Linked DNA regions of Mus musculus: region 2 is linked to region 1. The links are chromatin loops, found by intact Hi-C in ENCODE. Cell type or tissue: left cerebral cortex. All regions are shown on one strand. Each heading gives the region's core, and the rest is flanking DNA. Links, peaks and the distances in the headings are about the cores only.

Region 1 (12,088 bases), core at 2,579-10,578:
ACTTATGTATAATAATAAATAAATCTTTGGACTGCAGGGACTGAGTGAGTGGAGTTGATTGGAGCGAGCGGGGACAACCAGCGCCAGCAGAGGTCCTAAAATTCAATTCCCAACAACCACATGAAGGCTCACAACCATCTGTACAGCTACAGTATACTTATTTTATGTATGTGAGTACACCATTGCTCTCTTCAGACACACCAGAAGAGGCATCAGATCCCATTACAGATGGTTGTGAGCCACTATGTGGTTGCCGGGAATTGAACTTGGGACCTCTGGAAGAGCAGTCGGTTCTCTTAACTGCTGAGCCATCTCTCCAGCCTGATTCTAGTCTTCTATGACTTGATTGTCCCAAGCTCTAGGTAAAATGAAGCTCAACCGCCAGGCCCCTGTGGCAGCAGAGATTTGTGCTTAGGTACCTGCATCCTCCCCAAAAGCGTCTGCCCAGATTCTCAGAAGGCAGTTTGCTGACGCTAAGGCCTTAGATTTTTCACAAGGAATTCTCCTGAGCACCTGGTGTAGGTACCAGGGATCCTGCAGGAGGAAGGAGAACCTGTCCTGTGAATTTTCCCGAGGAGACACGAACAAATGTCTCTTCATCCCAGAGAGAACAATCACGATAAACCAAAGAGAGGACTGCACCCAAGTCCAGCCGATGTGGAACCAGAGAATTACTAAGGTGACTGGACTGGCTGGCTTTGTGTGTCAACTTGACACCGCTGGAGTTATCACTGAGAAAGGAGCTTCAGTTGAGGAAATGCCTCCAAGAGATCCAGCTGTGGGGCATTTTCTCATTTTGTGATCAAGAGGGGAGGTCATGGTGGTGGTGCCATCCCTGGGCTGGTAGTCCTAGGTTCTATAAGAGAGCAGGCTGAGCAAGCCAGGGGAAGCAAGCCAGTAAGGAACATCCCTCCATGGCCTCTGCATCAGTTCCTGCTGCCTGACCTGCTTGAGTTCCAGTCCTGACTTCCTGTGGTGATGAACAGCAATGTGGAAGTGTAAGCCGAATAAACCCTTTCCTCCCCAACTTGCTTCTTGGTCCTGATGTTTGTGCAGGAATAGAAACCCTGACTAAGACCGTGTTTTACAGGACCGTGGGAGAGGGCTGCCTCTAGGACTGTGAGGGATGCATGCTTTTCCTCTCTCTTGAGTGTTTGCCTGCTTGTAGTCCATATACCATACATGTGCAGTACCCACAGCAGGCAGAAGGGGGAGCAGGATCCTCCGGAATGAGAGTTACAGATGGCTGTGGGTTGCTGGGAATCAAACCTGGGCGGCAAGTGCTTTACCCACTGGGTCAGTTCCCAGCCCACTCTCATTTTTAATTAGCATGTATATTCATTGTACACAGTGCTACGCCTCACGATAGCATGTTCATATGTGGTTTTCTATGTACTTTGCTCATATTACATGTCCCCCCATGTAGAGGATTTTTAATTTGATGCACCCTCTTTTTAAAAAGAAATTTAGCTGGGTGTGGTGGTGCACACCTTTAATCCCAGCATTTGGGAGGCAGAGGCAGGAGGATGTCTGAGTTCCAAGCCAGCCTGGTCTACATAGAGAGATCCAGTCTCAAAAAGAATTCATTTTTATTTAAAATAGATTTTTCATACACTATATTCTAATCAGAGTTTTCCTCCCCTGCATTCTCCCAGATCTTCCCCACTTCCTCTCAAGCAAACAGGCAAATAACAAATAAACCAAAATAGAATAAAACAACCAACCAAAAAGAGCCAAAGAAAAAGCAGAACAAAAGCACATAAAGATGCAAAGATACACACACATGCACACACAGAAATCTCATAAAAACACAGAATTGGGGGCTGGAGAGATGGCTCAGAGGTTAAGAGGTCCTGAGTTTAATTCCCAGCAACCACATGGTGGGTGGTTCACAACCATCTGTAATGGGATCTGATGCCCTCTTCTGGTCTGTAGGCATACATTCAGGTAGAACGCTGTATACATAATAGATAGGTAGATAGATAGATAGATAGATAGATCTTTTAAAAACACACACACACACATACAATTGGAAACCATAATATAGAAGCAAAGGACCTAGAAGGTATATATTTTTTAAAAAGTCCAGACAAATCATTATGAGTCAAAAACCCTCCAGAATCCCACTGGCCACTGACTTTGTTTTGTGTTGGCATCCATTGCTCTGCATCTGCCCAGAGTGTGGTTTGTATACCTTGACTGTTGGAGATTGTCGACTGGAGACAGCTTCTGGGTTAGGAGTGGGGACTTGTGACCCTCCCCCACCCAGCACTGGCACCTCATTTGGCTTAGACCTGTGCAGGTCCTAAGCATGTCACCATAGGGTTTGTAGGCTCATATGGGCATCCGTTGGGCTGTTTGAAGGCCTTGTGTACTTGGTATCTGCCACCCCCTCTGACTCTTACAGTCTTCCAGCCTCCTCCCTAAGCACTGAGGAGTTTGATGGAGACATCCCATTTATAGCTGAGCGCTCCAAGGTCTCTCGCTCTCTGCACATTGTCCTGCTGTGTGGGTCTTTTCATTTGTTCCCATCTACTGCAGAAGGAAGCCACTCTGATCACGGCTTTGCAATCAGAGATCTATACCGCAGGATGTCATTCGGAGCCATTTTACTACTAAAATGTTTAGCAAAACAGTTGTATTTTGTTTTCTCCTAGGTCCATGGCATATCTCGTCTCAGGCTAGTGTTGGGCATAGGATCCACCCCATGGAGTGGTCTTAAATCAAATCAAGTAGTAGTTGGTTACTTGCATAACTTTTGTGCCAATATTGTACCAGTGTATTTGCGGTCAGCTCACCATTAGATCAAAGGGTTTGTAGCTACATCCTAGAACTTACTATGTAGGCCAGGTTGACTTAGAACTCACAAAGACCTGCCTGCCTCTGCTGCCCAAGTGCTAGGATTCACGGATAGTAGAAGGAGAGAGGGGGAGAGGGGGAGGGGGAGGGGGAGGGGAGGCCACCCATACACACATGGAGAGAAGGGGGAGGGGATGAGAGGACAAAGCAGGAGCAGGAAGGCAAGAGCAAGAGAGAGCAGAGGAGGGGGCAAGCAGCCCCTTTTATAGTGAATCAGGCACACCTGCTGTTGCCAGGTAACTGTGGGACAGAGCTTAGACAGAGCTAACAGTAATTAAGTAAAGTAGCAAGCAAAAGGATCACACACAAGGTAATAATTAAGTGAAGTAGTAAACAAAGCCCCAAGGTCACTGCTTCTGATATTCTTTTTGTTTGGTTGGTTGGTTTTGGTTTTTTCGAGACAGGGTTTCCCCCTCCTTTCCCTCCTCCACCCCTGGAGCCCCTCCCGTGCCTCCCACCAGTCTCAAATTAATACCTATGTTCTTTGATTATTTTTTATTTTTATTTATTTATTTATTGGTTTTTCAAGACAGGGTTTCTCTGTATTGCCCTGGCTGTCCTGGCACTCACTCTGTAGACCAGGCTGGCCTCGAACTCAGAAATCTGCCTGCCTCTGCCTCCCAAGTGCTGGGATTAAAGGCATGCGCCACCACGCCTGGCTTTTTCTGATATTCTTATTCTTGTCTAAGCCCAGTGACAGATGCCAAATCCCTAAAAGAAGCACCAAAAGCTCTCAACACGTGGGCTCCTGCACACGTGTGCAATACACTCATCAGACATGTACACACACATGCTATAAAAATAAAAATAACCCTTAAGGCTGGAGAGATAGATGGCTCCTAGGTTAAGAGGACCCAGGGTTGATTCCCATTGCCCACACAGCATCTTACAATCATCAGGAAACCTAGCTCCAGGGGATCTGATACCCTCGCCCTGCACAGTGCACAGACATACATGCACGAGAAACACCCATATACATAAAATAAAATAGTTTTTCATTAAAAGAATTTTTTAACAAAAAGAAGAGGAATACTACATGGCCTTATTTATCTTAACCTACAGCAGAAATTCACTGCACTGACAGAATCATACTCATTTCTGGATTCAGGGGCAAAGAAAGTTAAATAGATAAAAGTCCCAAGGGATCCCTGAGAGACAAGGGACAGCTGATAGGATATTCTATGTGTCAGTTCAGGTAATAGGTACATAGGTATATGCATTTATTAAACCATCAAACACTAAAATTGATGAATTTTACTATATGTAAATAGAGCTAGTTAAAATAAGCATGTTAAAAAACTTTTTAGGCATATCAGAAGACTGCTTGTCATTTGGATGAACTGGGTCTGCATGGGAAAGCCAGGGACCAGAGGCAGGAATCAAAGCTCCATCCTGGACCGGGAGATAGAGCAATGGGTAACATGCTTGTGAGGTGGGCCTGCCAGCCCGAGTTCAGATCTCACAATCTCATGGGAGATTGTGGAGCCTGGAGCAAAGGAGGCATCTGCACCCCAGTACCACTGCTGGGAGTAAGAGGCAAATAGGGGAGTCTCTAGCACAGCGGTCCTCAATCTTCCTAACTTTAATACAATTCCTCCCATTGTAGTGGCTCCAACCAGAAGATTATCTCATTGCTACTTCATAACTATAATCTTGCTACTGTTATGAATCTCACTGTAATGTAAATATCTGATATGCAGGACATCGGATATGTGACCACCAAGGGAGTTGAAACCCACAGGTTGACCCGTGCTCTAGAAGGTGAGGGCAGCAAGGGTAGAGAGAGCCTGTCTTGAATTAGGTGGAGGGAGGGTGAAGACAGATCCATGAAAGTTGCATCTGGTTATATGTGTGTGTGTGTGTGTGTGTGCATGAAGGATATATATACACATACATATATATATACACACACATATATATACAGGATATGAAGGATGTGTGTGTGTGTATACATATACGAAGGATACACACACATATATGGCCTTATATATATGTATATATTTATATATGTATATATATGTATGTATATATGTGTGTACATGTGTGTATATATATGTATGTATATATATGTGTACATGTGTGTATATATATATGAAGGATACATACACACATATATGGCCATATATATATATGTATATATATGTATATATGTGTGTGTATATATGTATGTATATATGTGTACGTGTGTGTGTGTATATATATACACACACATGTATATATACAGGATATGAAGGATGTGTGTGTCTATATATATATGTGTGTATGTATATAGTGTACATGTGTGTATGTATATATGTATGTATGTATGCATGCATGTATATATGTGTGTGTGTGTATATATATATATATATATATATATATATATATATATATATATATAGTGCTTCACTTGAGTTTCCTCAAGTGAGCACGTGGGCAGAGGACGTAGATATCGTAGATATAGAGACAGAGGAAACAAGACCAGTAAATGGAAGGGCAGGTCTTATCACTGGCAGATATACCCAGAAAGCCAGAAGTTAGCTCACTGGTGAGCAGAGAGAGGTAATTGCTGACTGCAGCGAAGACCTGAGTGTCACGCTGACATGGGCTGGAAAGGCACAGAAAATAAAAACATCCTAAAGGGGAAGATGGATGGAATTTAGCCAACATTGGCTATGAGAGGGAGTGCCTCAGACAGCCTACGCTGGATCCGCGCCGCGCTCACGCACGCGCACATGGTGTGTGTGTGTGTGTGTGTGTGTGTGTGTGTGTGTGTGTGTGTGTGTGTGTGTTGTGGTGCACTCAGAGACAAGCAACGTGGGAGCTGCTAAGCTCGGAATACCCACAGGACAACAGGCGATGTCAGCAAGCGTAAAGGAGGGATGTAACACCAGGAGTCAGAACGCACAGGAAGCAACCCTTGCTCTGTGGTGAGCGCCCACGCTTGTCCTGAGCCGGTTTCCCTTCTGCATCCACCAAGTGCGCTCTGACTACAAATCCAGGACAGGTGGATCCCTACAGCAAAGCTTCTTGTATCTCATTGCTCTAACTAGATAAACGGTAAGGCTGGGCTAGGGAGAATGTCTGAATTTTGATGATCAAAAAGATCAGGGTTGAAACCTCTTCAATCTCTGTCCTACGGAGTGAAAGATGAAACAGCCCAAAGGGGCTGAAACATGGGCATGGCAGGCAGGAGCGGGTGCACCTTTTGCTGATGACCCACACCCTCCTCCGTTTCCCAGCGCCCTCTAGGCAGAGAGTCTTTTTCCAAGCGAGCGACCTTCTGGACTCCTGACGCAACAAGCTGACTCTAGGAGGAGGCTGGTAGGAATCCCTAATTCGGCAAGTGTGACGTTAAGATGTACACGTGACTTCCCAGACACGCGTACGCACTCACGCAGGAACCAGGGCAGCATCAGCCCGCCACCTTCTTCCGGGAAAGAAACAGCAGCTTTCCTAGAAAAGACACTAGGGCGTCCCCATAGGTCCATTCTGGAAGCCCTGAGGCCACTCAAGTCCCATCAGCATTCCCAAGGGAACACGGCCTTGAAGACTTTTGCAGGGAGGCCTGAGCGGAGACAATTGCGGACATCCCAGGAAGGAGACCTGCACCCGCCCTGCATTGCGAGCACTCTGCCACCAAGACTGCCAATCAGAGCGCCAGCCAATGTGAGCTGCGGACGGTTGTCATGGGAACAGGATCAGACAGTCTCTTAGGGTTTGAGTCTGCCTGTGCCTAGCCCCTGGGATCTCATCGCCCAACAACTTACATTGTTGCCACACCAACCCCAGTAGAATCTGTGTGACAAGTTCCACAAACTGAGGCTAAAGCTTCAAAAGAAGGAGGCTTCCTGGAACCAGTTGTGGAATTCTTGGCCGGAGCAAAATATTGAGCCGTAGTTCTCATGGCAATTTATCTGTTTTATCTTCTTCTATTCCTTTCTTATTTACAAGATGCTCCTGATAGCCTAGGATGAGATTTTAATCGAGAAACTGGATAAGAAACCATCCCTTGAGATGGGGTCACTAGCCATGACCTTATCTCCCAGAAAACATAAATCATTTACAAAATTACAAAATAGTATTATGATAGATTCAAAACTTTCCCAACAACAAAATTTCACGTGGCTACGTGTGTGTTGTCAGAAGTGGGCTTTGGTATATGGTAAAGAAAGACTTAAATAAAAAAGAATTAAAATAGAATTTAAAATTCACACCTTGAAGATTCACAAAAAAAAAAAAAATCAGGTACTAGATGTTAAATAATAACTGACCATAAAATGTATTAACCCGCTCTTGGAAATATGCCATTAGCCTCGGATGATTTTGTGCTTTGCTGTGCCAAATAACAATGATGTTATCTGTCCAATCCGTGATTGCCCCACTAAACACATCTTCTAAGAGTTGTAATACTTATTTCATTATGCATAAAAATCCTTGCTTGAGAGCTAAAAAATACACTCAGATTCAAACTGCCTCTGTGTATGTTTCTGTTGGTCGCCGCCAAATCCTTACCCATCTAGCCTTCGAAGACCCTCGTTCCGGGGACCCCCATATCTGGCTGGGGTGGCCCATGGCACAGTGTGTTTTGCAACCACAGCCCAGGAGGGTTGAGACCTGATGCTCAGAAAGATGAGAGCTTTGCCCCGCCCACGCCTAGAGCAAGCATCTCAGACCCGTGCTATCGCCTCACCTGCACCTTCCTCCCTGGTCCTACTAAGTGACCTTGAGGTCAAAGGAGATGGGTCTGCCGTGTGCTCTTCAGCACTTGTTAGGAGTGAACAGTATACTTGGTCCCCTGTCCAGGTGACACCAGTTGAACCCCCTCCTTGTGCCTGACTGGGCGCTGTTACTGGGCCCTTCGTTGAGAGCGTGCACCCTTGCACCCACTGGGCTTGGAAGAGGGAAGATGAAGCCCGAGCAGGCTTTCCCTGACTCTTCTGAGGCGCTCAGCAAGTGTCGCTTCAGAGCGTTGAGTGCACCTGGCTTGAAGTCAGCCCTCTCCTTGTGATGTATGAGTATTTTTTGTACAGGTCAGTGTTTGCTCTCCCCGCAGCTCAGGTCAAGGGGAACCCATAAGCGGGAGCCACAGTGGCAAGAGCTTGAAGCATCTGGTCACAGGGCACCCACAGTCATGAAACAGGAGGAGGAATATTTGGTGGTGTTCTCCGTCTAATACAGTCCAAGATCCTCTGCCTAGGGAATGGTCTCGCCCACAATGAAGGCGTGGGCTCTGCTCACTTCACTGAGCACCATCAAGAGTGCCCCACAGGTGTACGCAGAGACCCATCTCCCAGGTGATTCTAGAGTCCGGGAGCTGATAAGCTTTCTCTTGGTTCCTGACCTTACCTTTCTCTTGCTCCTCTCCTCTCCCACCCACTTCCCAGCATAGCCCGAGCGCTATGCTGTCTGTGCCTTTCCCAAAAGACAGCAGGTCCCTATCAGAGGCACAGCCAGTGGGCTCTGAGCGGGAGTTCCAAAAGGATCACAGACCTTCCAGCAGCCCTCGCCTCCTGAAAGTACCAGAGCCCCTCGCCCATGTCCCACGCTCGTGCTAAAGCCTTAACTTCTGAGCCTTTGGCAGCCACTTGAGAGCTGAACTCTAACATGGATACATTTACATCAGAAAGGCAAGAGTGCTCTGATTAAAATAGAAGAGAGGACAGCAGCCTGGAGAACATAACATTTGAGCATGATAAGGTGTTTGTCCAGCATGACTCACCCAACCTATCTACCACACCACCACTGGTCCATCTTCCCCAGAATCCACAATCACTGCGGGTCTCCTTTCCCATCTCATCCACTCCAGATGTTTGCAACAGTTACAGTTCAGCTGTGCACTAAACAGGGCTGGGGAGGCTCCAAAGATAGTCACAGCACATGGCTTCAGCTGCTGAGAACGACGTGTCAGAGTTCTGAAAGCAGGGGGGGGGGTGCTTTATAGCGTGTGTCCACAGATCCGTCCTGGGGCCTCGCCTCTCTATATAAGGCTGTGCAGCTGAGAACACATTTGAGCCTACAGAGTCATCGGCAGGATTTGACATTGCTATCTTTAGAAGCAGCACGAGCCGTTTGGATCCACCTGTGGTTATCTTTTGGCAGGGCCCTGGCCTTATAAAGACACACATGGCCATGCCACTCAGACCAAAGGAATTCAGACGCATCGCCTCAGAGCTCTGAAAATAATACTCCCCATTTAGGGACTGCAGGGTAGGGGTGCTCAGAGCTCAGCTCCACTTGTTAAGATGCTGCACAAGAAAATCAAGGAGTTACGTATGGTAACAAATGCAGATTCCCTACATTCCTCCACTCTGAAATCTTCGTCAGAAGAGGCTGGAATTCTGTGCTTCACGGGCTTCTGCAGCTGTGGGTACTGGTGCCCACAGAACATACTTTCAGACCCCCAAACATTAGTGTCTGAAGATACTGCCTCCCGAAGCTGAGTGGACGTCGGGCCAATGTACAAGCCAGTCGTCTGAAGGCTAGAAGGCAGCACTCTTAACTGCTGAACCATGGGATGCTTGGGAGGCAAGGAGTTAAGTCAGGTCAGGTCAGCCTTCCTTGTAGACTCCATGTGTCCATCGTTATTTTAGCTCTTATTTCCAACAAAAGTCCCTGGACCTAGCCGGGCAGTGGTGGCGCACGCCTGTAATCCCAGCACTTGGGAGGTGAGACAGGTGGATTTCTGAGGTCGAGGCTAGCCTGGTCTACAGAGTGAGTTCCAGGACAGCCAGGACTGCACAGAGAAACTCTGTCTCAAAAAACCAAAAAGAAAAAGAAAAAAGAAAAAAAAAGTCCCTGGACCAGACAGCTGTCACACCAGCTGTGACTCAGGTCAGAGCATCACTCAACCCTCATCAGAGAATCTCCCTCTTGCAGCAGATGGTGACAAAATACCCCTGGGCAATGTGCAGAGGGTGAGAGACCTCCCTAACGCACTCTGCCCTAACTGGGATATCTTCATCGGACCCCTTCCTCAAAACCCAGAAATCTACCAGAAGAAAAGACAGAATTACTGTAAGAGTGAGAGGCTGACTCCCAGGAACCAGCACGGGTGAACTCAGACAATACAGCTCCTGGAAGCCCTGCACTGAGTCAGGCCAGACCAGGTCCCAGCACTAAGAGGGGAAGTGAACCGAAAGCCCCGCCCCTGACCAAGAAGTTATTGCAAGTGAGAGGTCCTCAAAGGAGTGACACTGGCCACATCAACAACACTCCAGGGCAGGCCCTGTGCCTAGGAGTACTTGGTCAACACAAAACAGACCTCCATGTTTTGTGGGTTTAGTTTCGTTGTTTGGTGATTTGGGGTTTCTTTTCTTTTTATTGTTTTTACTTTTTTTTTTTGTATATTGTTTTACTTAGGTGGGGTTGTTTTTACAGGAAGAGAAAATGTACGGTTGGTTAGGTAGGGAGGTGGGAAGGATCTGGGAAATGTTGGGGGAGAGGAAAGAATATAATCAAAATATATTGTTATAAAATTTTTAATAATTGTTTTTAATTCCCTAGATCAGTGGTTCTCAACCTTCTCAATGCTACAACCCTGTAATATAGTCCCTTGCGTTGTGGAGACCCCCAATCATAAAGTTATTTTCATTGCTACTTTATAACTGCAGTTTTGCTACTGTTATGAATCGGGATGTAAATATCTGTTTTCTGATGGTCTTGGAGACCCCTATGAAAGGGTCATTCAACCCCAAAGGTGACCCACAGGTTGAGAACTGTGACCTAGATCAAATGTCCCTTTCTAGCAGGTATTTACAGCAAGACTAAAAGTGAGGGAAATATAGATTTCTATTGATAAAGTGACCATCCACCATTGCAGGGGGCTCCCCCACCATTGCAGGGGGGCTCCCCCACCATTGCAGGGGGGCTCCCCCACCATTGCAGGGGGCTCCCCCACCATTGCAGGGGGGCTCCCCCACCATTGCAGGGGGGCTCCCCCACCATTGCAGGGGGCTCCCCCACCATTGCAGGGGGGCTCCCCCACCTTCTCCCAGTCCTTGACGCCTAGACTCTTGGCCTCTCTGTCATCTGCAGGAAATGGAAAATAACTTTCCCAGCCCCATATGTGTCCTTGAGTTTATGGCTTACAGCAGCAGCACCCTCTGTCCCTAACAGGAATGCTCCTTCTCTCTGGTCCCCCAGACTCTGATGTGTCCCTTTAAGCACATACCCAGCGGGCACCTGCATGCCTGACAGAAGAAAGAGCAGATTACATGTCTGTGCCGGGCAGCCCTCTGGAAGATGGTCTGTGCCCAGTACAGCAGAAACTGGAAAGCTAGCTCCTTGGCTCTGTATCCCACAAAACGTTAAGCCAAAAACTTAGGTGGGACTCCCACCTTAGACTTCCAGAGCCCTGCATTTGACAAACACCTTCCTAATTCTTCATAATTGGTTCTCAACCACAGGACAGGACCACAGCCCAGGGCATCAGACCAGGATGACTTTTTTTTTTCCATAACAAAAAGGCAGAGTCATGACATGACATGGAGTTTGTTTGCGACTGTGAATTAATGTGTCAGTGGCAACACAGACCTGTGCAATGTTAAATCCCATTAGACACTCAGCAGAGCCTAATTCCTGTAAAAAGTCAGGATCCACTCACGGAGCCTGCCCTGCAGAATCTGGGGTGTGTGGTTGCCGTAGTAATTGATGCCTTCAAGAACAAACCCATGCTTGGCTAATTACAGCTTTCTATTTTTAAACTCATCTCTGCTCTTCTCCCCCAACCCAACATTTCTCCAGGATACCAGCAGTAAAATACTATTACTGCTAACAGCACAGCCTGTGCTGGCTCAGAATAACTTGTTTGCAGCCTACCCCAGCACACAAAGACTCGGTGGGTGCCTTTAAAGGATCCCCCCCCTCCCAAAGCTTCACAAACGATGCAGAGTTCTGGAACTATGTCCCACTTGTGAGCTCCCAGGGTTAAGGGTAAGGCTTGCCCTGGTTGGCCTGTAGCCTCCCAGAGCCATGAATGACCCAGGCCATCTTGCTGTTTCATGATAGCTCTGGGGGGCCAGGTCATGAGATCTGTGTAAATCAGCTCTCGAGAGCTTGCTTGCTGCAGAGGTAGCCCACAGCCCAGGAAGAAGCTTCCAACATTGGGCTAAAGGCAGTCTCACCAACTCTGCCTGAAGGCTATTCTTCCCTGCACAGGAATGAGTGGGACTAACAGACAACCTCTCCAATGAGAACTGCTCTCTGTGACAGGCAAGTCCAGCATCGTCATTCACAGGCTTCCTGACCT
Region 2 (12,088 bases), core at 1,388-9,387, 270 kb before region 1:
GCCTGTTGCTCCATCAGTAATAACATGTGTCTTAGATTCTCACACAAACCTCACTATTGACACATTGTTCTCTCTCTGCTATCATTCAATAGACATCAGAGTGCATGCTGATAATCCTGTCATTCTGGATGAGAAGGCAGGAAGGGGCTGGAGAGATGGCTCAGTGGTTAAGAGCACTGGCTGCTCTTCCAAAGGTCCTGAGTTCAAATCCCAGCAACCACATGGTGGCTCACAACCATCTGTAATGGGATCTGATGCCCTCTTCTGGGGTGTCTGGAGACAGCTACAGTGTACTTAGATATAATAATAAGTATATCTTTAGGCTGGAGCAAGTGAGACTGACTGTAGCAAGCAACCTTCACTCCTAGCAAGCACATGATGGCTCACAGCCATCAGTAGAGCTACAGTGTACTCTTATACATAAAATAAATTAAATAAATAAATCTTTGAGAGAGAGAGAGAGAGAGAGAGAGAGAGAGAGAGAGAGAGAGAGAGAAGGTAGGAGGGTCCATCAAGGTCATCCTTGACTACATATGGAGTTGGAGCTGAGCTTATGAGACCTTGTCTCAAAAACGAAATGCCCTTAGATAGTAAAGTAGTAGGCAGAATTGTAAGATGCCCCAATATTTATGACACCGAATTCGTTATTAAATTCAATATCAAATAACACTTCTATTTGTTCTCAAGCCAAGCATTACTCCAGGCACCACTGTGAAGGGGTTTTCAGGCATGATTTGGGTGTCAAAGTCTGTTGACCATGAAATAAATAAATGACCCGAGGGTGGACCTCACCTAACCACATAAGCCTGATACACAAGGAGAGTCCTCGCTGGTTCCGAGGGAGAAGTTAGAGAAATGAACTGTGGGGAAGGTTCCATGTACCACCTCTGCCTCACAGACAGGGAGTCCATACAGTGATGGGTGCAGATGGGGTTTCGGGGAACACCTCCATTGGAGGACCACAGGGACCTTGGTTATACAAAGGCAGGCAGTTGAATTCTAGCAACAGTGGAAATGAACTTCGAGGTGTCTTCTTCCCCAGAAGCACCGACAAGAGCCTACTGTCTGTCTTGCTGATCTTAGTGTGGGTCTCCTAAGTAGAGAACTCAGGCGTGAATTGTTAGACTTCTGCTATGTGCTAAACAAATGGGTATTTTTTTAAAGCTATTGTGTTTGTTGTGATTTCATTATAAATAAGTACTAATACAGGATACCATTATCCCAAATGACACGGAGTATTTGACCCAAAATGCGACTTCTATTACCCCCTCCAAAGTTCAGGGAAAACTACAAAAAAAAAAAAAAATGGCCTCCTGGTGTGCATGCATCAGATCTCTCAGAGCTAGAATTCCAGGTGGCTGTGAGCTGCCTGTTGTGGGCACAGCATCCTTCTACCATGACATTTGATTCTGAAATCAAGCTTGCTCACCAATCAGAGTTTGCAAGACGTTTCCTCCAATCTTACTAAGGGGGAAAGGGTGAGACTGCATTGAAATCTCACAGAACTTGCTTGTTATGGACAGATGGCATTTATTGGGATATAGTACACCAAACTCTGATTGCAGGACATCTTCCTGGGTAACCTCGGTCTGTCCCTCCATTCTTACTTGTGGTTCTTAAAATTAACTAAAATATAGCACACTCTGGAATGAGGAAGGAGCTAGACGAAAGAACCTACAAGCAGGACATCACTGATTACTTCATTACTCATTACTGGGCAGCTATTCTTGGCCTTGGATGTTCAGCTCATTCTACCTTCTAAACATCTACATATCTACTCCATCACTTACTGTGTGCGGATTGTTCTAGTTCCCCGCCCACACATATGTAGATGTGCATAGCACACACAATAGTCACAATAACACAGGGAGTCGGTAATGCACACACACACACACTTGCAGTAGACATGACATGCCAGAACTCCCTCCAAAGCAGGACTTGTTGACCTAGATCCTAGAAGACCATTTCAAACAGTATTCTGTCAGATGCAGAAGGAGATTGAGAGATGGGGGTGGGGGGAGGAAGAGAGAGAGAGAGAGAGGAGCAGAGGGAGAGGGAGAGGGAGAGGGAGAGGGAGAGGGAGAGGGAGAGGGAGAGGGAGAGGGAGAGGGAGAGGGAGAGGGAGAGGGAGAGGGAGAGGGAGAGGGAGAGGGTCCTTTAGGAATATCTCTAGTGAAGATTCAATGTGCTAGCTTCATGTCTGAGTCTCATACACAATGCAGGACGGAGCCATCACTTGGCATGCCTTTGGGTAGCTAGGGCTGTATCTTGTTGACTTCACTGAAGAAGGCATAGCAGGCAGGGGAACACACTCCTGAAGAGACTCAGACACTTGGGGGTCCCAGGCAAACACCACTTCTGAGAGCAGACAAGGTCCTCTGTGGATGGTTGTTTCCTTCGTGGTGATGACTCCGAGAGGAGATTTTGACATCATTCTCTCCAGCTCAGCCTTGCCGTTAGTGGAGTCAGGAAAAAAGAAAAACAAAGAACTGGATCATCTCATCAATGATCAACCAAGGAAAGAGCATCTCACACATTCAGTTTGTTTATTTTCGTCCTTGAGAAAATGCCATGTTCATTGGAACGACTTCTCCAAAGAGGTGCGGGAGACGAATAGGCTTCCTTTACACAACTGTTCATCTAACCCTCACCCTCCGGTGGTCTTTTTGAAATGTATTTGAAGCTATTATAACTTTTTAATTGTATTTTAATGAATTCTTGGGGGAACAGCGTGATTAAAAAGGATCTCTACCTGCTGAAGAGTGAGGCTAATAACACATCATTATGAGAAAGAGGCGACGATCAAAGGAGTCTCTGGATTATACTCATTTACAAAGTCATGGAACTAAACTAAAAAAAAAAAAAAGAAAGAAAAAAGAAAAAGGACGTCAAAATACTTACAAATGAATCTAATTTAATATCAGCTAAGACAGTGAGTATTGTTCCGACACAAGGAAGTGGTGTAGAAAATCAAAGTGTGCCAGAAGGAATAAGAAGCCATGACTGAATAGCTGGGGGTGAACGTGCCTAAGGTGAGCCCTAAAACAGAGTAGGCAGCTGATGTACCTGACTTAGCAGAAGACCCTTCCTGATTTACACCTGGAAATGCCTTAAGAATCATCTTCCAGTGCACAGACAGGCTTGGGAAAAGAAGCTCCACTATTCCCTCTAACAAACCCGACGGAGTCATCCAGTCTTTTCGAAGCAGAACTGTAGAAAAGAATAACTTTCTAGCTGGGCATGGAGGCGCACACCTTTAATCCCAGCACTCGGGAGGCAGAGGCGGACGGATTTCTGAGTTCAAGGCCAGCCTTTTCTACAAAGTGAGTTCCAGGACAGCCAGGGCTACACAGAGAAACCCTGCCTCAAAAAAAAAAAAAAAAAAAAAAACTTTCTAATTTATTGTACATGTTTGGTGTTGTGCTTGCACGTATGTCTGTACACTATTTGCATGTCTGTTGCCTGAGAAAGCCAGAAGAGGGTATCGTGTCCCCTGGAGCCAGAGTTATCGATACTGCCATGTGGGTAGGTCTTCTGGAAGAGTATTTATGCCCTTAACCACTGAGCCCTTAACTCCAGTCCCTAGGATAAATAAATCAAAATGCTTTAATCACCACAAACCGAAATTTACAGCTCATCTATCACCCCTGACTATTAGGAGTTAAGTTTGGACGTCGATTTTACTTGTAGGGGAGTTGTCAGGAGCAGAAGAACTGTGTTTCCATGGGAACCCAAGGTTTTAAGTTGGTAACAAGCCCTGACCAAGCAGCCAGAAAACCCCTGCACACCAGTTCAGGGCAAGGCTGGTCTGCATATGCACCAGGAAGACAGCCTGAGCTGTAAATTGACCCAGTCCGTGGTGAGGAAAAGGATAGGCCAAAACAAATGGTGCCCCGCAGAGATCATTCATTCCGTCGATTTTACTGGCTAATAGGCCTCTATTAAGAATTGATATATGGAGGGATCAGGCTCACCTGTATAATTAATTAATCCTAAAAGCCAGGGCCAATGTCAGCTTCGGAGCACAGCTCTACCTCTAGGAGGAAATCCTCCTGGCTCCTTGCCTGGCCTGCATTTGACACTGTAGGACAGGCATGAGACATTGCAGACATGCAAGTGCAATGTGCTTCAGGAGTTTGAGAGGTGGGTCCCTGAGGGCTCTGAGGGGCAGCATCCTGCAGCCCCTGAGCACAACTGATACACTCAGGCAGATCTCATTGTCCGAGCTCCAGGGAATAGATGAATTCAGATGGCCTCACAGAACCCCATGCCAATTAAATGTGACCTGTCCCATTCAAAGCACAGTTGTGTACTATTCTTGAAGCTCAGAGGACCACACACAACCCTAGCTGCAGTTTCATGCTGGGGGTTCTGGGGGGTTAATGGAGATAGAACATATCTCCACTGTCTAATTTCAAGTGCCCTGTGAGAAAGACACTTTGGAAATTCTGATGGAAATATATACTAGCCATGCCCACTTTGCAGATTAAATAAAGCACTCTTTACACAGTAGTGCTGAGAACTGATCTAATGTTCCAGGGCTAACACCCCTAGGCCCCTAGGGCATTGTTCTGCCAGGGCCTTGCTTTGTCTTCATTTCTGACACAATTGCTAAGCCCAGCAGACTTATGTAGCATAAGATCACATGTTGTGCATAGTAATGCCTCTGAATGCCACACAAAAGCTGAGGCACGAGCAACTGAGATCACAGTCCCTCGGGGAAAATCATCAACAAATACAAACTCGTAGCCTGTGTGGGTAAGGAGGGCCCAGCTGTTGATGCAAACTGAGGTAAACACCTTTCTGTAGCAAAGTTGGCTCAGAAAGCAGACAGTCTTCCTGAGAGACATTAAAAGATACAAATAGGGGCTGAGATGACTTAGAGCTTAAGGGCCTGCATTGCTCTTACAGAGGACCCAGATTCTACTCCAGCACCCACACTACCCAGCTTATAATTCCCTGTAACTCATGCTTTGGGTAATATGATGCTTTCTTCTATACTCTGTGGGTACACACACACACACACACACACACACACACACACACACAACACACGCATGCATGAACATGCATGCACACCTACTTTTAGAGCGCGAGTTTAGAATAAAATATCATTCACTGCTAAGAGCAGATCTCGATGAATCCCTTCATCAGAAAGGGTCACCTTCTTGAGCTGTGAAGTAAACAGAATACCCCGTGGTTAATAGGGCCATTATAGAATTATCAGCCAGTGGTGTCAATTACTTTTACAGACCCTTGCGAAACTATTTCTCCTTGGGTTAAAAATGCATAAACAGGTCTGTACTTGGGTGGAAGCTAGATGCGAGAAGGCTTTGGAAATGAGCTACTGCTTGCAAAATGACCGTAAAAGAAAGTCAGGTTGTACTGTGGGATGCCCCCTGAAAGAACCATGCAAAAGCAGGTTAAATCCAAACTAGGTGGCTGTCCGAGGGGTGTGTGTGTTTACAGGCAGTTGAGATTATACTCAGAAAGCTCAGAAAGCTTAACCAAAGTAGGGGTGGGGGCAGCAGCTGGCACTACGTCCCTGGAGTGGTGGATAGGATAGAGAAAGCACAGCACAGACTTGCTCTTAGATCTGTGTGAGCAAAGTCTTGGGCTGCAGGCCCCCCCCCTCACCCCCACCCTCAGGCCCCTCTTGCTGGCTAAGGCCTCTCTGGGCTGTGCTGGCCACGTGTGATCTATTTCAGCCCAATGGATGGCAGTGAAGAAACCCCACTTTTCAATTTTCGTCAAAGCTAAAAGAGAAGCTATAACAAGTAGGCATAAACTGATCCTCAAGTTTAGGACTTAAGTGACATGAGGGAATGGAAGGTTCCTGTGCATCTAAGACCCAAAGACTCCTCACGCCCAGCACTAGAAACCCCTATTTCTCGGTGGCGCTCCCCTGTTTTAGCGCCTGAGTCCACTGCAGGTTAAAAAGAACAAGAGGCTGGGCGAAGGGTGGGCAGCTAGGGTCCGGCTCCATCTCTTCCGCCTCGCCGCGAAGCTGATCACTGTGTCGCCTCGGTTCTCCAGCGCGCGGCGCTGCGCCCGCTTTTATCCAGAGACGCGTCGCTTCGTGCGCTGACAGCGCGGCTCAGCCCGTGGGGCTGGAACCGAGTAGCATTCGTTGAATCTGCGGCTTTCATGACGTCTCCCTGCAAGGTCTATCACTTTGCTCCTAAACGAGGATTTATTCCCTCTGCCACTCAAGGCTGTCCCCCAGTTTCCTCGCAACCGGGCTTCCTCCTCAGTCCCTGCCCACACGCGCACTCCTCTGCCCCGCGGTGGCCCCAGCGCCCAGCCCTCCAGCCAGAGGGAGCCAGTCACCAGACGGCAGCACCTGGCTGGAGAGGTTGGGCGGGCCGAGGGTGGGGATCCGCGGGAACCGGCGAGTCGGAGCTGGAGCAGGAGCTGGACCCAACCGCTAGCAGCAGAATGGAGTCTCCTGAAAGCCTGCCGGGGCTGATGTGAAATTGGACCATCTGCTTCCAGTTGGTCTGTTTCCTCCTTTTCTTGTATTTTCTTCCCTCGCCATTCACCGTGGAGTGAATTATTGAATCTTGCTCCGTTCCGAGAGAGGCGATCAGGATGGAGTGAACCTACCCTGTCCACTACAAGGTAAGCAGTGCGTTTGAGTTGCTGAAAGCGAGGAGCTGGCATGGATCCCAGACAGATGTTCCGTGTCCTAGGATCCTCGAGCCTTCGGGTCCTGGCTGCCAGGTCCCCAGCCCCACTGTGGCTGCTTGCATTCCCTACTCAGCGGAGACATGATGCTGAAGTCCACCAGAGGCAGGAAAAGCTGCCTTTGGTTACATAACCAAAAGGAAATGTGTCTCATAGGGTTTTCATTAGCTGCTTAAAAACTCGCCTGGGTGGGTGGCGGGAGGAGGGGTCTGCCTGCCCTGGGCGCTAGAGAATGGGTCAGTTACTGTGGACCTTGCTCCAGCACCTCTAGTGAAGATCAAACATACAGATGATCCCGCAGGCAGGGGCGGCTGGTGGGGTAGGCAGGGAGAGTTAGGAAAAGCCCATTGTCTTGGTGGAAAGCGGTAGCCTTGTTCTGTTTGGGCATAAAGAGGAGAGGATGCGAAGGAGGAAAAGTGAGCAGAAGGGCGAAATGAACCTGAGACAGGGGAGGACTTCTCATAGTCTTCATCAGTAAACCCGAGATGTGCCGTGCTGATGAAAGACAAGGACTAAGTAAACTAACTGAAAGCAGGGAACACCAGGGTCACACGAAGTGTTTATGGCATTTAGGGGCTAGATGAATCTGCTAACTTAGCTTCTCTCTGGATATGTGTTCATTTGTATCAAGACGTTAAGCTTGGGTTAGTTTTTTAACTGAAATGGTATTCTTATTCCCCACGCCTAATAAGCCCTGGGTGGATCCACAGGTATATATACAGGGTTCAATATGGAGAGAATATTAGAGGGGGAACAGATCTACATAGAAAAGGTCACAGAAACAACCTGAGCTTATTGAAAAGGAAATAACAGAATTTTCCAAACAACCCCTTCTTCACCTCTACTTCCCCCAAAAGGAGAGGACTGAGAGGGGGGAACCCTCCAGTGTCTGGGAGTTTGCAATTCATTATAGCTTCAGTGTGCTCCCAACTGCTTTCTCCAAAGTCTCCGGGTCCTGGGGAGCTCTCAGGTACCGTGTGCTATGCACTTCCGTTCAAGCACTAATGCCCTGGCTAGCTTTCTTTTGGTAAAAAATAAATAAATAAATAAAAATGGAGAAGGACAATGTCCGAGAAAGTGGGCTTGCTACAATCAGGGCTGAGCTAACTAAGCTTCGCCCATTTTGCCTGGAGAAGGAAGGCGCTGAGTCTCCATGGCGACCCAGGTGGGAGGAGACATAGCAGCTCCAGCGACAGGAAAAACCGTTGGACAAAACTTTCTTGGCTCCAGGCAAAAAAATGCCCACCGTGTGCCCTAAGGGTATCCTAGGGTATCAGCTGGGTCCAGCTCCCTAAGAGTGATCCACGAGAGGGCACTTATATCCTGTCAGGCTCTCCTCCAACATGGCAAAGTTTCCGTAGATGCCATTCTGAGCAGGTTCTGGTTTCAGCACCAAGGCCAGAGCAAGGTGCAGCGAGTTCATGTCCCTGATAGGATGGCTGCCCCTAGCAAACTCTAGATCTTGTGGTCTTGGGAAGGCAATCTCTATCTATCAAATTCCCTGTTCGTGCTGAATTCGGGTGTCAGATTATCCATGGAATTATGTGGCACACAGGAGTTAGCAAATCAACCATTTCATGCATGATGGTGCATCAGAGTAACTGCTCAAAATAAACACTGAAACCGCAAAAGATCAAAGCTGACCTGAGAACATAGAAAATATCCCTCCTCGAGGAAAGGAAACACGCACGCACAAGCGCGTGTGTGACACACACACACACACACACACACACACACACACACACACACACACGTGTGCTCGAGTGAGATCAGATCCCGAGGAAAACAGTTGAATTTGAACCAAGTATCTGACTCACAGAAAACGTTCACAGGCTCCTGCCTCTCTCACACCCTTCTGTAACTTTCTTTTGGACATAGATTTTGGGAAAGTGCCATGATAGCATCCTGACCAGTAAGAGACCAGCCAACCAACTCCTGCCTAGGGTCCCAAGATCCAAGAGAGTAGAGAAACAGTTTGCCCTTCATCCAGACTTGGCTGGGTCCTCAGCACCATGAGGAGCAAGAGTTAGGGAGGCAGAAGCCGGCTGTGAGCTCCTCTAGTCAGCTTATGAGCACGGTAACTGGCTTCCACGATTGCAGACACAGTGAGGGGGGAGGAATCCTTCCCAGTAATATAAACAAAGGAGAACCTGTGCTGGGGGAGTCTTAGCATTCAAGTTCATCTGGACATTGATTCAGGTGAGTACCAGGATCCACTCCACCTTACCTTGCTAGACATTGGTTTGCTTTGCTTTTTTTTTTTTCCTTCACAGGCCATGGCCCCCGTCAGTTTTAGCTGATTAAACACAGTGCCAGCTACTGCATATCAAGTAAAAAGCCTTGAGCGGTGGCATCCGGATGCAGTGGGTGCAGGTTTCAATTAGTACGGAATCAACAAGGTTTAGGGAGTCGAATGTCAGCAGCACTTCTAAGGAAATCCTCTCTTGAGGACACATCTGTGTGTGAGATCTTAAGTTGGTACTGACTTGTAACGTGGTATAAAACTGGGCTTTCCAACACAGTGGACATGTTGATGTTTCCTAAAGAGCATGCATGCAGAGTGTTTGGGACGTGGTTAAAGCAATATGTATATAGCTGTTAGATTTTTAACTCGTCTCTAGCTGGTGAAGTTAGAGCTGTGTGTTCTGAACACGGGGAAGGGGGTGAGGGATTATACTGGCTTTTGAATTTTGAATCCTGATGGCTGTTGACAAGTTTGTCCATGTTTTAATTTATACGGCTTGCTATCTGAAATAGAAGTGATGTGTAGAATATTTTGGGACTTAAACAAGCTGTACTCTGGCTTTGATCCATCTGCTGTTACCAACAGAAGGAAAGTGGAGATTAGAGGCATGCAGCAGCAGAGGCTGTTGGATAAAGTGGCCTGTCTGTGGGATTTAAAGTTCAGATTCTCTCATAAACTTTAGAAGAGAAGGCTATCTAGAAGCAAGATTAGGAAACTGCTCTATCTTTAGTTCCAGTGGATTCTGTGTGGTAATCAATTGATTTCTCACCTAATAGCCTTTAGTCACAGAGGATTCCATGCTTATAGATTCGGTCCTAATTTTCCAAACTACAACTTGCTTCCTTCCTGGTGGCTTATCACTGAGTAAAGTGCCATTGTGCCTTCTGGGGTCGACAGCACACTCCAGATCAACGGTTTACCCATTGCACATAAGATGAGTTAAGGAGAGCAACTCCATAAGATCTGTCCCTGCACGCAGGTCTCATTCTCATTCTCATAATTTTCAAAAATTACACAGATGCCTTAGCTTCATATCTCTGAGACATCAGCAAGCAGCACATTTGTGTCTATGGCCCAAGTCTTTACTGGGTCTGTAGGACTCACATAGATGGTTTCCTTTGAGCTAGGCAAATGTGTTGTCCTGTCCCTCTGTCCCTCTGTCCCTCTGTCCCTCTCTCCCTCTCTCGCTCTCTCTCTCTTTACATCTCTCCCTCTTTACCTCTCTCCCTCTTTACCTCTCTCCCTCTTACAAACCCTTTCTAATTTACAGAGTGTTTATAAATGGAAAAGCAGCTTTAGAATAAACAGCAGGAAGGCCCATTGGCTATTAAAACATGTGAATAAACCCTAATCGAACCTTAGCACCATCCCCCGATGTTTACAAATAGAAAAAAAACGAGTCTGCCTTCCAGGATTCCGTGCTGATGGGAACCAGCACAAAGGGAAGCTCGGCCTAAGCCAGATCAGAACAAAACCTCACCCTCACTCAAATACAACAGAAGTAACATGTGGGCTGGAAAGGAGAGCAGGCCAAGGAAGAGGCGAGGAGGAGGAGAAGGGGAAGGAGAGCAGAAAGAGGCAGGTTTTGTTTTCCTCCGAAGGATCATTCTTTCTAAATCACATTTGTGATAGTTTGTATGAGAACTTTACGCCTGGTGGAATATTAATTCAGATTTAGAACTTAATGGGTTCGTACCTGTGATCTCCTCGGTTTGTAATAATTGTCACGTAAGTGCCAAAAGAGAATTAATTCATCCTAGAGTTTTACCAAACTATGAAATTTGTATTAACAGGAAAGTAGGAATTGGCTGCTACGCTGAGAACGGATCAGAATGCTTCCAAAGCCTTAGGAGCTCCATGCTAGCTGCCATTTCCATTCGTGGCAGTTGAAGTATTTGAGAATCTAGCAAAACAGCACACAGCCATTTGGTATAAAATATATTTTGAATAATGATGAACAGTTGCTTCTAGAAATAACTAGGATCCATTACAGAAGGGGTCATGGCAATCGCACTTAATAGGCTAATGGGATTCAAGGTTTATCCTTACACTGCCTAAAATATGCACCTGATTGATATCATTCAGCAGCATTAATTAATGGTAACATTACATGCCTTTGATATCTTTAAATGTGTCCTAATCTATAGCCTCCATCCAGTCACACCCCAAACCAATTATATGCATCTGCTTATTAATATATAGTTATTTAAACCTCCAGAGAATTACTTTACTCAGTGATCAGTGTTCAAATAGCCATTTGAATTGGTACACTGTTAAAAATTCAGGAAGACTATCTACCGACTTTACTAACTGCTGTACAGAAAGTGAATGCTGAGTTTTATCCACATGGTTTGATTTGATTCACCTCTATGCAGATTCATCCAGGTTGGGCAGAGGTCCTTAACCCTTTCCTCTCCGCTACTCAGCTTTGATCCAGGACCACAAACTATGAAATGATGATATGTCTACTGAACAAATTTTAGCTAAGTCTCCTCCCCCACAGGGTCCAATCCTTAGCCACAGAGATACCATTTCTGGTGTCAGATCTTAACAAAAGGACTGGCAGGGACATACGTGCATGAAAAGATCCCCATGCAGTGGCTGCTGAGTGGAGCCTGAGAGCAGTTAGGCACCATGCGGGAAACACATCCGCAGGTTTAGGTTAAATCTTGGTTCTATTCTCTTTAAACTTACAGGCATCTATTTTTTCCCTGTGCAACATGAGAACTGGCTTGTTTGTTTGTTTGTTTGTTTGCATTTCTTTCGTGTCATTCAGCAGGAATTCCTGTATGTGTGCTGCAGCTTGCTTGACAGGTGATTTGTTCCTTGGTTAAGAGCCCTGGCTCTGGAGTCTCATAAATGTATTTAGATAGAGGTCTAAGTGTATTAGTCTCTTCTCTCTGGGTTCAGTGGAGTCACAGCAGCTGTAAAACAAAGGCTCGCTACTCCCTTGAGCCTCCCTTGCTGGCTAGCAGAGGCTCTGCCCCTGTGTCTTCTTCATTCAGAGATCCAAGCTGAAGGACCAGTTTGGTCTGGAACACTCTGTTCCCAGGCAAGGGAAAGAAGAATGTCAGCTAAGCCACACAGTTGCCAGTGGCTGATGGGATGGAAATGTGGCTTACCTCTACAGTGAGATAACGCAAGCCATTCAGCAAT

The links. Peaks named below come from ENCODE experiments on the same cell type or tissue, not always from the same donor. Only the 100,000 strongest peaks of a DNase experiment are listed, where the experiment ranks them.
Region 2: a loop joins it to region 1, with 4 times the contacts of the local background. A loop is called at or near these places in 2 of 42 quality-filtered maps.

What each region holds. Positions count from the first base shown.
Region 1 is chr16:94,718,553-94,730,640 of GRCm38, reverse strand. Gm41507 (a long non-coding RNA gene) reads left to right here and starts at 5,497. Exons shown (of 2, transcript XR_876285.2): 1 at 5,497-5,898; 2 at 6,081-7,313. In left cerebral cortex, for the core only: a CTCF peak has its summit at 6,277; DNase peaks (open chromatin) are centred at 5,730, 6,223, 6,473, 8,629 and 2 more places; H3K4me3 peaks cover 1,548 bases; H3K27ac peaks cover 1,145 bases.
Region 2 is chr16:94,991,720-95,003,807 of GRCm38, reverse strand. It overlaps Kcnj6 (potassium inwardly-rectifying channel, subfamily J, member 6), which reads left to right and starts at 6,112. Exons shown (of 4, transcript NM_010606.2): 1 at 6,112-6,621. It overlaps Gm31407 (a long non-coding RNA gene), which reads right to left and starts at 5,580. Exons shown (of 2, transcript XR_385080.4): 1 at 5,084-5,580; 2 at 2,530-2,850. In left cerebral cortex, for the core only: a CTCF peak has its summit at 6,039; DNase peaks (open chromatin) are centred at 6,790, 7,851, 8,630, 9,382 and 1 more place; H3K4me3 peaks cover 3,815 bases; H3K27ac peaks cover 3,265 bases.